Regions from separate parts of the Mus musculus genome. Here region 2 is linked to region 1. The links are chromatin loops, found by intact Hi-C in ENCODE. Cell type or tissue: gastrocnemius. All regions are shown on one strand.

What was found. Hi-C counts contacts between places; a loop is a spot of excess contacts. Peaks named below come from ENCODE experiments on the same cell type or tissue, not always from the same donor. Only the 100,000 strongest peaks of a DNase experiment are listed, where the experiment ranks them.
Region 2: it touches region 1 in a loop (2.6-fold over the local background); 10 of 42 quality-filtered maps call a loop at or near these places.

Annotation. Positions count from the first base shown.
Region 1 is chr5:8,938,178-8,946,177 of GRCm38, forward strand. It overlaps Abcb4 (ATP-binding cassette, sub-family B (MDR/TAP), member 4), which reads left to right. Exons shown (of 28, transcript NM_008830.2): 19 at 402-479; 20 at 1,657-1,740; 21 at 2,734-2,937; 22 at 7,842-7,942. It overlaps Gm31388 (a long non-coding RNA gene), which reads right to left and starts at 7,498. Exons shown (of 3, transcript XR_001784769.2): 1 at 4,355-7,498; 2 at 967-1,099. In gastrocnemius, a CTCF peak has its summit at 3,296 (motif pointing right); no DNase peak of the experiment used is centred here; H3K27ac peaks cover 4,536 bases.
Region 2 is chr5:9,108,997-9,116,996 of GRCm38, forward strand. It overlaps Tmem243 (transmembrane protein 243, mitochondrial), which reads left to right. Exons shown (of 5, transcript NM_001081029.1): 3 at 7,484-7,534. Among named protein-coding and RNA genes, the nearest start is that of Tmem243, 12 kb to the left of the region's middle. In gastrocnemius, CTCF peaks have their summits at 791 (motif pointing left) and 3,039 (motif pointing left); DNase peaks (open chromatin) are centred at 3,006, 5,407, 5,949 and 7,429.

The DNA of each region.
Region 1 (8,000 bases):
GAGTGGAAGTGAAACCTAATTGTGGCTTCATCCCAGAGCAGGTGGGGCTGGGCCCTTGGGCTCATTTGGAGTTTGAGAGGAAAGACATCTTTCTTTCTACAGTGCAGCAACCAGAGTGCGACTGCAGAATTTAGAAGCTAGGCACTTTGAATTATATTATTATATCTAGTTCAACACGGTGTCTTAGTTACTGAGATTCTGCCCTCGAAAGTTATTGAAATGGGAGAGAAGCCAAACCTGGACTTTTGGTGTTACAGTTCCAAACCTCACAATGACTCAGCAGCACCTACATTTCAAGTTAACTTTTATTGGCTGAATAGTAAAATAAATGTGAGTGTCTGTAGTTGTGTCAGGACACTAATGAGAAGCAAAGGGGTCCTGAGACTTTTTGTCTCCCCTAGGGCTTCACGTTTGGGAAAGCTGGAGAGATCCTCACCACAAGGCTCCGGTCCATGGCCTTTAAAGCGATGCTAAGGCAGGTGAGTGCATTGCAGATGATACCTAGTGTTTAGATTTAGGACTCTGCCTGCTGCTGTTGGCAAGCCAATGCTCATATTTCCCCTCCAAGACTTCCACGCAAAGAACGACTAGGGCCCTACAAGTTACTGGGGTTCTGAAATAGCCCATGACTTCTCAAGGTTTTCCTGGGAGCAGACATTTCAAGAGCTCTTTGGCTTATTCTGCAACTATCTGTCTCCATGTGTACAGTCATTTACAGTATTTGTGTCTGATCTTTGGATTCTGCAGACAATGGCCAGTCTTTGGAGAAGATGGTTGATAGTGTCCATGTTTATCTGTCACAGTCGACCTTCCAACTAGGTTTTCCCAAAAGCTAGAAATTGACTTATGTTTTGCCTTGTGCCTGTTTTCACTTTTATTCACCAGTTCATTTATTGAAATTGTACATATTATGTAAGTTCCTATTCTGGGGTAGGTTGTATGGGAAAGTGAAAACATGTGTCCCACCTTTAAAGAACAGATCATGAAGAGAGCCAGTAGACTTGAATTGGCATTGTCCCTGTTCACACTGGGCACACGGCAGGCATCGCAGTTTGAGCATGTCTGAATTGATGAATTCTTTGGGAGACCTTCCAAACTCCTGCTATGTGGGAGAAATAACTTTAAATGCAAGTAAAAAATACTGCCAATAAATACTTATAATTAGTATCAAACCAAGAAGACACACTTTAAAAATCCTTATGCAGACAAAATAAAAGCATAGCAAGAATTCAACATTTAATTCCCTTGTTTACAGTTTATTAAAAAAAAAAAAAAGACTTGTCTCTTAGTGAGAATGGCATCCTAGGGAGTAGAGGTGTCCACAGTACAAGTTGTAACAAGGGCTATCTGTGACAATTTGGTAGATAGTGCACCCACCGGAGCCCAGCCTTGGGTGGACTTGGCAGATGAACCCATTCCTTCCCTCTGACTAGGACCCCTTTCTCTTATGGGGAATAGTTAGGACATGTGGCCTTGTGTGTCTGCAGTCGGGTGCTCAGGGTTGTGTCTGGACCCCCACTCTGTATAGAAGGTCTCCCCTGAATTCCAATACCCACAGTCAGTTTAGATATCTCTCTTCACTGAAGTACTTCGAGAGTGCTTTGTTTTTGTTGGTTTTAACTGTGCGTTAATTTAAAGGTGTGTTTTATCCCACAGGACATGAGCTGGTTTGATGATCATAAAAACAGTACTGGAGCACTTTCTACAAGACTCGCCACAGATGCTGCGCAAGTCCAAGGAGTAAGAAGACTGCGCTCTGCTAGTCTTTTCCTTAAGAAAGGAAGCATGGCATTGCTCCATCTACTGAGATGCTTTCAGCTGGGGTTGGGGGTGGGGGCAGAGTGGATAGCTCAGTGGTGGAGAGCTTGCCTGGAGTGCACAAGGCCCTAAAAACAGTTTTGCAAAGATATTTTTAATTGGAAAACCAGGAACATCCCATCCAGCTGAAGCGGACTTGAACCGCAATGGGAAGTTTAGACTTCAAGTAGACTAATGAGCTGGCTCGGTACAGGCATCAGAGGCCCAGGTTCCTTCTGTCTGTCTGGTGCATTGCCTCCTCCATGTTGGCTCTGTGGGGCTCATCTCCTAGTTAGCAACTAGAACTAAAAGCTTCTTCATTTCTCCTCTGAAAAGGACACAAATCTGTACCTCATCCATCAAATGAAAGCCCTTTCCATAACTCTTGTTGTAACAGCTCATAAATCACACTCAAGCCTGAGCCAATAGCTATCTCAAGAGAAGGCTGTTCTCTGGCCAGCTTAGGTCCCCACCCTGTGTGGTTCACTGATCTCACAGGAGAAGAGAAGGGAAGAGACACACCAGAGAGTTGACAGCAATGTCTATGACAATGGTCCTGATTTTTTGAACTGCACAACAACTAATTCAACTGTAGCGTTTGGTGGTTGACAGTCTTGTAGGAAGTGAATACTTGGTAACTTGGTTTCAAGGAGAGTGTAAATTTCTGTCTGAACAATTGAAACAAGTGGTTATTTAAATTATTGGGGTTGTGGTTAGACTCCCCTTTTGAAAGGTTCATGTCCTCACAGCTTATCTGTACAGTAGGTGACTCCATGGGCTGGAAGGATGAGAACAGAGCCTGTCCAGCCTTGTGGGTTAGGCACAAGCTGTGGGTTCATTGAGCAGGTGAAGCTCTTCACATTCTGAGTAGGGCCCTAAGCCTGGAACACATGGCTTTAGGAGTGACTCAGCTGCCTTATTCTGTTTCTCTTGCAGGCCACGGGAACCAGGTTGGCTTTAATTGCACAGAACACAGCCAACCTTGGAACCGGTATTATTATATCATTTATTTACGGTTGGCAACTGACACTTCTGCTGTTATCGGTTGTTCCATTCATTGCTGTAGCAGGAATTGTTGAAATGAAAATGTTGGCTGGCAATGCCAAGAGAGATAAAAAGGAAATGGAAGCTGCTGGAAAGGTGAGCTAAGTGGGCATCAGCTAACAGAAGGGCTGCTTGTACACACACCTGGCTTGCTTTGTCATGTTACACACTACAGCTGATAATATATGGGCTGTGCAGAAATGTTCTACAGTATTGATAATGCCTGGAACTGAGACTGGGATAGTTCTTGTGACATTTCTAGCTTCCAGACAGAACTTGTTATAAATCTCTTTCAAACTGCCTGAATGTATTTCATCTTGACATCATATCCTGGCATCATTGATACAATAAATGTCTCTGTTTTTACAAGTGTAAGGCAGAGTATAGAAATGAATTATCTACAAGAAGATTCCTTGTACCTGTCCCCCATCCTGATATGAATTTTTTTATTGTTAAAGTTAGCCCCACCAGGTGGCAGTAATTCCCTATTTTGTAGTTCTTTTTTTTTTTTTCCATTTTTTATTAGGTATTTAGCTCATTTACATTTCCAATGCTATACCAAAGTCCCCCATACCCACCCACCCCCACTCCCCTACCCACCCACTCCCCCTTTTTGGCCCTGGCGTTCCCCTGTACTGGGGCATATAAAGTTTGCGTGTCCAATGGGCCTCTCTTTCCAGTGATGGCTGACTAGGCCATCTTTTGCTACATATGCAGCTAGAGTCAAGAGCTCCGGGGTACTGGTTAGTTCATAATGTTGTTCCACCTATAGGGTTGCAGATCCTTTTAGCTCCTTGGCTACTTTCTCTAGCTCCTCCATTGGGAGCCTTGTGATCCATCCATTAGCTGACTGTGAGCATCCACTTCTGTGTTTGCTAGGCCCCGGCATAGTCTCACAAGAGACAGCTATATCTGGGTCCTTTCAGCAAAATCTTGCTAGTGTATGCAATGGTGTCAGCGTTTGAATGCTGATTATGAGGTGGATCCCTGGATATGGCAGTCTCTGACCTGCTGAACCAGACCCTTCACTTTTGCAAATGTAGACATGTGGACAGGAAGTAAGTCCAAGCCAAAGCACAATCCTAGTCTCTCATTACGCATCTATGTCTAAATCTACATATAAACATGTGATCTGCAAGGCACACACATTCAGATGGTAAAGCATACATCATCCTTTAATGAAAACTTAGGAAGTAAAGCACATGGTTAGTATAAACTGATAGTTTCTACAGCACCAGTCTTAAAATTCTCTCACAAGCATCACTGCAAACACTTTCATAACTATGTATAGTGGGAAAGACAGGGTCTCTACTTTATGAAGAGACAGGCTTTGGTACTGAGTGACTGTCTACCTATCTATGGCACATGCTTATACACCCATTACTCAAGAGTTAGAGGCATGAGGATTGCCGTTCCTTCAAAGCCATTCTGGGTTACATAGCAATACACTATCATAAAATAAACAAAAACATAACGGAGACTAGGATTGCAGTGATACATGTTTCCACTTAACCAATTCTGTTCACTGAGATCTGCCACTTCCTCCCATCAGTGGTCATGGCTGCCATTCCATGGGGTCAGTGTCCCCCAGACACTTGTCACTTCTGCAGGCATGGCCTTGCCCTGGAATCAGAGTTCTCTGGAAACCTGTGTGTTGTGGGTCCTGGACTTCATTCTTGTTCCCAGGTGCTGAGCTGTTTCTTATGTACTGTTTTTAGGTACCGAAGGATACCATTTTCTTCACACTGTATGCCACAGACTAAAAAACAACAGCATCAACAACAAAACCAACCAAACAGGCAAACAAACAAATCCCCCTTAAAAAAAAAAGTTCTGTCTTCCACCATCTTGTAGTAGTCCTTCTTCATTCCTCAAGAGAACATGATCATAATGAAGATAAATTTTCATTCAGCAAATTACACACAAAAAAAAAATATCTTGAATTGACCCAACATAGTGACCATGGCTCTACTGAGAGAGTTATATTTTGGTAGCAATGAGAATTATCAAAATTTGACAGAAGTATAGTTGTAAGAATTGAGGAGTGTTTTAAACATACAAAAATGTTCAGTTCTCAATCCTGTCCTTCTGCTCATACCATTTGATGCTGGAGAGAAATCTCTTAGTTCTAGTGGCCTTTTTGGTCTTGGTGAAATGAGGTGCTATTCCTGATGCTGTCCAGGTTCCTTCATAAACTTCCTAAAGCTGCCATCGTGGGGATCGGTGGCTGAACGGCTTACGATGCAACCTAATGTTAGGTTTGTGAGATAGTACAAATATTTTAATCCCCAACAATCCAATCATGGTTCAATTTTGTTTTCTAAACCAACTGTTGGTTCATGGGTAGAATCAGGGTTAGTTTCTTGTGTGGTAGGTAGCTTATAATCCTTTGAAGGTCCTTGGAAGGCAGATGAGGGAGTATCCATGCTAGTTTAAGACTAGTGGGGTACACATTAGTTCTACCCTGTGGAGCAGCATAGTGAAACTGGACTCAGAGAAGGGAGCAGAGACCTGGGTGAGCTCCTCTCCACTACTTGCTCAAAAAGATACGGTATTTTACTTGGGTACAATTTTTTATTAGTGAATAAAGTATATCAGGAATTGGGATAGTCTCATTTCAATGTTTCAAGGAGGACTTTTTAATATGAGCAATTGGTGCTAGGTAGTAGGAGGAAGATGGCAAAATAAGATTATAGTTATAAATCATATTATACATGTAATACAATCCTCTAAATATAACACTAATATATGCACAGCCTACTAATTAGTTCCATCAGGCCATCCTTTGTGATCCAAATAACAAATTTATATCATGACCATCTTGAGTAGATCCCGTTTACTGAGCTCAGGCGCCTGTCAGAACTAGACCACAAAGTTAGTCCATGGCCAGAAAATCAAGGGTTAATGGTAAACTTGTTTGTAACTGGTTTCTCCATGTGCAAAATCTCAAAATAGACAGAGCAGTCAGTGCAACTGGCTAAGAGCAGACTTGGCATCAGGTTGCCTGGCAGTCCTCATGCTCCGAGTTAATTCTGAGTCTTTAGGCTAGTGGGGAACCCCCTCTGCACCTTACTTCCTCATTCTGTAAAAACAGGAGTAATACTACCCTACAGGGTTGTCCTCAGGCTAAAGGAAACTGTGCCCTTCAATGTGGCAACATTTTGGCTGCTTCTACTATCTGTTAGATTATTATTACTATTTTAAAGATAGAGTTTTTTAGCCTAATGTAAAAAATATCTTTCACCTACTTACAACTGAAGGCTACAAGTGTTGAAGCTGATGAAACGAAAACACAAAATTTAACATCTGATAACCCTAGTGTTGATGTGATTTAAACTCAATAGCTAATCACAGTCAATACACTAAGGGTGGTTTGGCTATAAGAATTAAAAACAAAACAGCAAAACTTCTGACTGGCTTGGGTTAAAGTGGTTTGACAAAAAGAATGTATTTCAAGAGAAGACAATAATAAGCTCACTGCCTCTTAGACCCACAGGCTGTATTGTCTCTGAGTCTCTCTGTACATATGCCTCTGTCTCTTAGTCCATGCCTCTGTCTCTTAGACACACAGGCTGTATTGTCTCTGAGTCTCTCTGTACATATGCCTCTGTCTCTTAGTCCATGCCTCTGTCTCTTAGACACACAGGCTGTATTGTCTCTGAGTCTCTCTGTACATATGCCTCTGTCTCTTAGTACCATGGGCTATATTGTCTCTGAGTCTCTCTGTACATATGCCTCTGTCTCTTAGACCCACAGGCTGTATTGTTTCTGAGTCTCTCTGTACATATGCCTCTGTCTCTTAGACCCACAGGCTGTATTGTCTCTGAGTCTCTCTGTACATATGCCTCTGTCTCTTAGTCCATGCCTCTGTCTCTTAGACACACAGGCTGTATTGTCTCTGAGTCTCTCTGTACATATGCCTCTGTCTCTTAGTCCATGCCTCTGTCTCTTAGACACACAGGCTGTATTGTCTCTGAGTCTCTCTGTACATATGCCTCTGTCTCTTAGTACCATGGGCTATATTGTCTCTGAGTCTCTCTGTACATATGCCTCTGTCTCTTAGACCCACAGGCTGTATTGTTTCTGAGTCTCTCTGTACATATGCCTCTGTCTCTTAGACCCACAGGCTGTATTGTCTCTGAGTCTCTCTGTACATATGCCTCTGTCTCTTAGTCCATGCCTCTGTCTCTTAGACACACAGGCTGTATTGTCTCTGAGTCTCTCTGTACATATGCCTCTGTCTCTTAGTCCATGCCTCTGTCTCTTAGACACACAGGCTGTATTGTCTCTGAGTCTCTCTGTACATATGCCTCTGTTTCTTAGTCCCATGGGCTACATTCGCTCTGAGTTTCTGCCTCCTGAGTCCACAGGCTGTGCTCTCTTTAAGCCTCTCTGCACATCTGTCTTACTCCTCAACCATCTGCATTCATATCTGCTCCCCAAATGACGGCTACCTCTCAGAATCCACAGGGCCTTCTAACAGGTACTTCCTCCAGCTCCAGGAAACCAAGTCTGATTAACCAGATTCAGGCATGCTTCCGTCATTTAAATAGCAATATAAAGCCGGGTCAATTCATTTCCAGTTGGAGTCTCCTGCTTGTGGGCAGACAGCTTGTTTAAGAAAGGATGTGACCAAGGTGAAAATGGTCATGATTTCAAATGACCTCTAGAAACCATTGCTAAATCATGTCTTCTAGATTCTACCCTATAAAGAAAGCAAGGTCACTAAATGGCTGTGATTGAAGTGACTGCCTGATGGCAGGGGTTTATGTTCCATTCTGGGCTTCAGGTATTCGCTTCCATGAGCACCCAGAGACTTAGCTACTCTACTGTGCCAACCCAAGCCCAGTTTTGTTAGAGACCTGGTCTTAAAGAACATATTCTGCCTTTTGATTTTATTGGAAGGAACCACATTTACTTGGCACTTACAGTACACCAGACAGTTATTTTTCACTTCAGAAATAAAAGTAACACTTCTAATGAAGATCTCTCTGTTATAGATTGCAACAGAGGCAATAGAAAATATTCGAACTGTTGTATCCTTGACCCAAGAAAGAAAATTTGAGTCAATGTATGTTGAAAAATTGCATGGACCTTACAGGTAATATACATACGATTGCTGCATACCTACTGCTTCCCCAGGGCTGTGCTACTGTTCC
Region 2 (8,000 bases), 170 kb after region 1:
ATGTGACTCCAGTTCTTACTGCCTCACTTAAAGTGAACCATGGGAAGAAGGGCTGCCTAGTGGGCTTTGCACATTGGCCTGTTGCTTTGCTTCCCTTACTAGGAGTACCCAGGACTCAGACATTTGTGGGCTAGGGAGCTAAGAACTGATAGATGTCGGGCTGGAGGGATGGCTCAGTGGTTAAGAGCACCGGCTGCTCTTCCGAAGGTCCTGAGCTCAAATCCCAGCAACCACATGGTGGTTCACAACCATCCATAATGAGATCTGACGCCCTCTTCTGGTGTGCCTGAAGACAGCTACAGGGTACTTAGATATAATAATAAATAAATCTTAAAAAAAAAAAAAGAACTGATAGGTGTTATATTGTACCCTTTCAGAGTTGGGAGTTCTCAAGAATATCGGGACAGACTTCTGAGTCTTGACCTGGAAGCATGAGTAGAATGTTAGCTGGGCATGGTGACAGTGGATCTCATCAAGAGCCCAGTGCCAATCAGTGAAGTGCACATCTACATCCCAGAAAATATGCTAGGTCACATCTTTTCTCATGGATCCCATGTGCTAAGAGGATGACAGAACATACCTTTCCTCTGTTACCATTGCTTTCTAGGTTCACTTGGCCTTGGTTTTAGTACATTGGTGCCCCTGGGACAAACTGCCACTTGGTGTATAAATTAAGAACAGAAGTTAATTTTCTCACTGTTTTAAGAGGTTGGGAAGTCCAAGACCAAGGTATCAGCAGGATTAGTATCAGGTAAGGGGCTGCTTTCAAGATGGTGACTTGCTGCTGCCCCCTGGGGGGCAGTGATGCTGTGTTCTCAATATAGCAGAATGGAATGGCAAGAGAAGGCTTTGAGAGGTGCTGATCCCATGCAAGAGGGCACCCCCCCCCACTTTTTTGTATTAATCACTTCTCAAAGATGCTATCCATTCCTTCCTCTCTCTACAAATATTTTTTCTAGACAGGTTTTTTTTTTTTTCATAGCCCTGGTTGTCCTGGAACTCATTCTGTAGAGCAGGTTGTCCATAGATTCAGAGACACACCAGCCTCTGCCTAAGTGGTGGAATTAAAGGCATGTGCCACTGTCTTAGTTAGGGTTTTATTGCTGTCAAGAGACCATGATCAAGGCAAGTATTATAAAAGAAACCGTATGATTGGGGCTGACTTATAGTTCCATAGGTTCAGTCCATTATCATATTGATGGGAAGGCTGGCATCGTGCAGGCAGACATGGTGCTGGAGGAGTCGAGAGTTTCACATCTTGATCCATTGGTAGCAAGGAAGAAACTGCTGGGCAGAGCTTGAGCATAGGAGACCTCACCTCACAGTCCTGCCCCACAGCGACACCTAATAGTAGTGCCACTCCCCATGGGCCAAGCATTCAAACACATGTCTATGGGGCCAAACCTATTCAAACCACATCAACCACCATGTCGGGCTCCAAAGAGGACAGTACCTCTCAAGTCAGCCCTGGTGATTATTTCCATATTCTTTTTGGTGGTTGCCACTGTATACATTTTTGGCCAATGCTGCATAATTTGTTGGCAACACCTGTCTCTAGATTCTTGTATATTTCCTTGCTTTTCCTTAAAAAGGGCTTCTCAACTTTCACACTGCAGTGGTTCCGCATTGCCCCCGTCTGTGCCCTGGTCACTCTTCATCTACTATTTTCTATTCTCAGTCAATAGAAAGAGCAGAAAGTGAAAGCTTTCTATCTAAGTAGCAAGCTTGGTAGAAGGTGGGGGGGGGGGGTAGTGCTCTTCTGACATTGAGGGACTTGAGACTTTATGGGCAGTGGTGTTCCTCATTGAGAACCAGTGGCCAATGGTACAAATGGGGATAGCAGACCGAGGAAGGGCACAGGTACAGGAGGGACAGCAATGCAGGCCTCTTTGAGATCCTCTTTAGGATGGAATGGAAACTGGGCACTCCTTTCTCTCTCAGCATCTGCGTGTGGGGATGGCTAAGGATATAACAATGGGATTGAGGATAGGACTCAGAGTCCAAGGATAGAGGGTGCCAGCCACTTCCTGGAGAGGTCGGAAGCAGTCAACTCCGAAGACCAGTGAAACACAGTGAGGGGTTAGCTGAGGCTAGAAAAGGGCAATCTGTAGTAAACCTTGTTTCTTCCTTTAACACCATCTTGATAATTCTGGGTATTGTTGGCAGAAGAATATGGTAAGATACAATGAAGTCACTGTGAACATTGGCAGCCCTCGCAGATTAGTGGCTTGATAGGAAAAGGTGCTCTTCTGGGAGGATGAGGGCATATACCATGATACAAACTTAGAAAGTATACAACTGGGCTGGGCTTCTATTATATGAAGTGGCTCAAAGTCTGAAAATAAAAGCAGCTTTGGCCTTACCATCCCCAACAATGATGTCAATGTGTAGAGGAAGAGATGAGTAGTTTTAAGATATTTAGAATTATCCAGAACTAGGCTTAGTGCCTTAGGCACTCCCCAGGGGTTTTGGGGTTTTTTAGACCACGTGGCTCAGGGTCAGATTCCCAAGATGCTTCCTCCAGGGAGTCTTCAGTGCATTTCTGAAATTGCTAACCCCACAGTCTGCAGGGGAGGGTCACAAGTCACAGGTTTGGTGTAGCAGATTGGTTATGCTCTGACTAATGAATGGGGTCCAGTTTTTGGGACAGAAGAAGAGAACGTAAAAGAGTAGTACAAGGAGGGTTTGGCATAGCACTTAGTTGAGATGAGACAGGGGATTTGTTATGATTGAATTTGGTTTTAAGCTGGCCTGGCAAACAAAATGTCCAGCCTGGTGAAGTCCTGCCTGTTCAGTCTAGGATTAGGACATAGGAGCATGAGCTGTTTGGGGGAGGTTTGGAATTGCCACATATCTCAACATGTCTCATCTTCGAGATGCCTGAAGTGCGGTTCCAGGAAGCACTTGAGAGGATGGTGGGCGGTACCAAGTCACTGATGAAGCTGTTCTGCTACATGCCCATCCCTCAAGCATAGAAGCCACTGTTGGCTGTGTACAGCTCAGGTCCCAAGTCAGAGGGGAGCTCCCTCTACTGGTGAGACGCTTTAAGGAAAATGCTGTTGGCCACTTAACGGTTTAATTCCCTAGTGTGCAATGCTGAAGGAGAGGTCACCTGTCCCACCATTAACTGCCAGCCTTTATGAAAACAGGTGGTTTGTCTTACTTTGATGTAGTAAGTGTAAAATGGGTGATGTTTGGGGGTCTTGAAATGGGACTCTTCTGAGGGATGCTATCCAGAAAGGGTTTGAAGTTGAAGAGATGTTGAGGGATGGTCAAATTGGGAGCAGCGTCTCAACCATTTCACCTCTCAATTCACAGTCACTGTATTGCGAATGTACCTATCAGACCTTTAGCTTATTTTATGGACCAGAATGAGACCTGAGTGTGTATGAAAAACTGCACTTTTATATTCAATGTCATGTAACAAAGGCTGCCTAGAGCCAGAAGTGTGCCTCATTTGATGATCCAGGTTTCATACTTTGATGAGCGAGAATCTGCCACATATCTCAGAAGTGTCCTCTGTCTTCAAGAGACACCTAAAGTTATGTATAGTAACATGTCTTTTCCTTAGCTAAGGACTAGCCATATACTGTGGCTGTACCTTCCCTTTTGAGGAGTAACAGTAAAATGAGTATGAACCCTCCCTTTTGCAGAACTTCACAGAGATGTGTTTGTACAGTAGATGTTATTAAACCCCAGCAACTCCCTCCTCCGCAACGTGAGTCCAAAGGCAGCGCTCAGTGGCTTATCGTAATTGACACTCACTCTGTTATGCACAAGATTCACTGAACACAAATGCTCTTGAGATCGGACAGCTGAGTTGGCTACACCAACGAGCATGGGTACTGTGTAATGTCAGTGCTGTGAAAAGGATGATTCAGATCTTAGGTGGGCTGGAGCTAGACATGATTTTATTATGCTACTCAGAATAATGTAGTTTAAAACACATACACTGTTTATTTTGGGAATTTCTCTTTTGGATTTCTGACCCACAGGTAACTTGAAGCCATGGACAGCAAAGCCTCATTGAAGAGACAGGAGTTTAAATCAGAAATTATTTCATAGGCAATTTCACCCATAAATTCTCTTACCTCTTCCTACTTTTTAAGTGTTCTGGAAACTCTTTTAGAGTTTCACCTTCATCTTTTTATTGTTACTGTTTCACACAAAATCTGTTTTGGGAATAAGGACAACATTAGTTGCTGTGGAAATAGAAGACTGGACATGATGCTTGTGAGCATTCTAAACTCTATAGCAACAGAGTGTTTCCCAAGAGTGGATGATAGCTGCTTGGCTCCTGGATGGTCCTGTCTATATCCTGTTAAGGCCTTTACTACCTGAGTTTGAGTCAATGTGTACCTTCTAACAGTGTGCTGGACAATTAAATGACTGGCCAGACAAGACCGGGGCCTTTGTAAGTTACAAGTGTAGTCTGAAGCAGAATCAGAATTATAAATTGTTGAGACTATCAGTTTATTTTACTCTTCCAAACAAAATGGGGTTAAAGGATCCATTTGGGGGGGTCACATAGTGGCAGAGTAATCTAAGAACTAGGACAAAAAAAAAAAAACTTGGGGTTGTGGAATGGTTTCTGGGAAAGATAGCACTAGTTGCAGACAGAAAAACTTGAGTTTCAGTTTATCTTATAAATGACGAAGTTTAAACCCAGCATTTGTATCCAGGGACCAATGTGGAGCAAATTCTAGCCTTAAATGCACTTTGACACCTTAACTAGTAATCGAATTATCAGTTCTTTGATTTGGAGATTGGCTAGAAGAACCTGCTGTACCCTGGAATATAATCTTTGTCCCAGACAAAGGATTTCTACCCTAGCTCTGAACTATCGAAGTGGCTTGCTCAAGACTCATACCAGATCTTGTTAAAAATATTTTGACTCAGCAGATCCAGAGGGAGAGGGAGAGAGGGAGGGAGGGAGGGAGGGAGGGAGGGAGGGAGGGAGGGAGGGAGAGAGAGAGAGAGAGAGAGAGAGAGAGAGAGAGAGAGAGAGAGAGAGAGAGAGAGAGTGTGTGTGTGTGTGTGGGGATTTAAACCAGCTCTTAGGTGAGGCTAACACAGCTGGCACATAGACCTTATTAGAGTAACCAGGTCTGGATACAGCATTAGAAGTGGGAAATTTCTAATGAACTCTGGCTCTTCTGACCTGGATTTACGGTACTCAAAAGCAGGAGACCTGAGGGCCGGGCACTGGCTGTGAGGAAGCAAACCCTGCTAAGCATTTCGGCCACATCTACCTCAGGAACGGAGAGAGCTGCTGCACTTTAGCAGAGTAGCTGTTGATTAAGGAAACTGTCGAGTGACTATCTAGAAGCCAGGCAGGAGACTATTTAGGTGTGCTTTCATTACATGATCACAACAGTTATGCTACCGTAATAGGCTAACAGGGCATGCTAATAGGCTTTGTGAGGTGCCATCTGTCAACTGACAGCAGGAGTGGCTTTGAGGATATGCTGTCTAGCAAGGAATGTGCAGCTTTTTATGGGGGGAGTAGGCCTGGCAATCTTGTTTCTTTTACTTAGACCTTAGGCACTTTGATTTTCCTGAGCCTTTTTCCATGTGCAGATCATACTGCAATTTCATCCATATGTACATACATATGTATGTCAGGGGTTGATGTTCAATCATTTTCCTTAACATTCTCCATCTATTTTTTGAGATAAGTTCTCTCATTCGGCTCCTCTGGCTGGACACTGAGCTCTACAGACCACACCTCATCTAACTCTAGGGGAGGACTCCGATGCACACTGCTATGTCTAGCTTTCACAAAACACAACACAACCGTGTGTGTATGCTGTGTATGACCAGAGGCCAGGAGAGAGTGTCAGATCCTCTGGAGCTAGAGTTACAAGTGTGAGCTGCTTGAGACCGTGCTTGGAAACCAAACCTGGGCCCAACTCTCCAGGCCTCACGTCCAGGTTTTTAAGTGAATGCTGGGGACTGGCCCAAACTCAGGTCCCCTGGCTTGTGTGGAAGGCACTTTACTAAGCAAGCCATCTCCCCACCCCCTCGTCCCTAGTTTTAGAAAGCATGTCTGGTCAGTTGCCTCTCCGTCAGTTTTGATTTTTTTTTCCCCTCTCCTCTTTACTCTTGATTTTGGTGGACAAGCTGCTGTGACATTTGGAAACTGTGATTTACCTTGTATACCTCTGTTAGTGACAGAGCTGTTAGGATACAAAGACCCATAGTAAATTTCTCCAATCTCTTGAGAGCATATATTCTCAGTTGACGGTTTCACAGACTGGTACAGGTTTTATCCTTCTGCACTCTGATAAACACATATACAGTAGGCATGTGTGGGAGGAAGTTAAGCGAGTAGTAAGTTGCTCTCAGGTCTCTTTTAACTTTTGGTGGGTTGTGTTGTTGCGACCTGTTGAGTTCTTAGTGAAGTTGGGGTATGCTCTTGCATAGATCAGGCACACCACACCCAAAGCCTACTATACACCCAGCTTTGCCTGCCACCTTGTGTTTTTCAAAAGTATAGAGAACTTGAAAGAAAAGTTTTAGTGTGTTGCTGTTTCCATACCCTCTTTCTGTAGATACTAAAACAACCTTTCAAGGGCCAAGGTGGTATGGAGTCTGCCTAGCATCACGTGCAAGGCTGTGGCTGGAAGACCAGCAGCCCCTGCTCCATAAATATGATTTCAGCTTTGGCTTCTCATAAATAAGTTATTCTTGGTGACCCTGAAGTAGTTTCCTAGTCAAGTCTTAAATCCCAACCTTGTTGTATATAATTTTTCCCCCTCTGAGGATGGGTGTGATGAGAAATCAAACCTAGGTCCTGCGCAGGCCAGGCAAGTGCTGTACTACTGAGCAACGACTCTTGCCCCTGTTCTGTAATCTTATAAATAACTTGCCAACCTTATTACTTTGTAACATTGTTAAGCTTGGTTTCAGAGTTTGTTGTAATTTTTGTAAGGTACTTTAAAACACACTGGGCCCACGTTTACCTTAACATGTAAAATTTAGGTTACCCCTACTTTAGGTATGTTTAAAGAATTGGCTGGATTAGGGATGAAAATCCTAAGAAAACTCTTCAGTCAAATAATTCTTTGTTTATATTACTAAAGTTTTACTAAGTTGGAGAAGAAAACCACTGGACTACACTACACACTGGACTACATGCCTTCGTCTCCCTCCAGCATGGCACTCTGGTCCTTTCTAACAGCACCAAGTATTTTTAGGTAGACAGGGCCACTTCCTGTGTCGCTTCCATCCATTCCTATTTCTCGGTCTGAGCATCAACCCCACTACTCCCCATGTTAGGACTAGCAATCCCCAATAGCACACGCGCTCCTCAGTTGCCCTCTCTTTCCAGAGCCATTCCCACATTCCTAGCACCACAGCTTTTTTATTTGGAAGACGTCAAGGGCCAACTCTTGGTCTCTTCATTCTGTAAGATTCCATCTTCCATTCTGGCAGCAGCCCAGTCCAAGACATCTGGCTTACAAACTGTTGTCTCTTTCAGGACCGAATCATCAATTTAGTTGTTGGCAGCTTAACCACCTTGTTGATTCTAGTAAGTACCTTTGTTTGTTTTGCCACATTTGCTCTGTTGGCCAGTTTTGAGAACTTTTAGTGTCAATTCTCCCCAAGACTTTAAAAGAGGGTACAAACATGTGTAGACTATTACAGTCATGGCAGAGTGAATCAGTCAACCGCACTTGCCATTGTTGCCTGCACAGTAGTACACCTGTACAAGTGATACCGTGATAACCAAGTCCTCTACCAGTGGTCACCACCGCTCCCATTTCTCTTAATGCCTTAAACTTGCTTTTAATGCCTAAACAAGTTTTAAAAGACTTATAGGATATTTTAAAATTCTGTATAGCACATTAGATACACATTCTATATAGGTCTATCAGACTAAAAAGCTAGTTTCTAAAGTCTGATAAATACGGATTAAGTTTGTCAAGAGAACAAATCTTAGTTTGTCCTTTGTTTAGTTTATTTTTTGTCTTTAGAAACAAAATGGGATTCAGAAA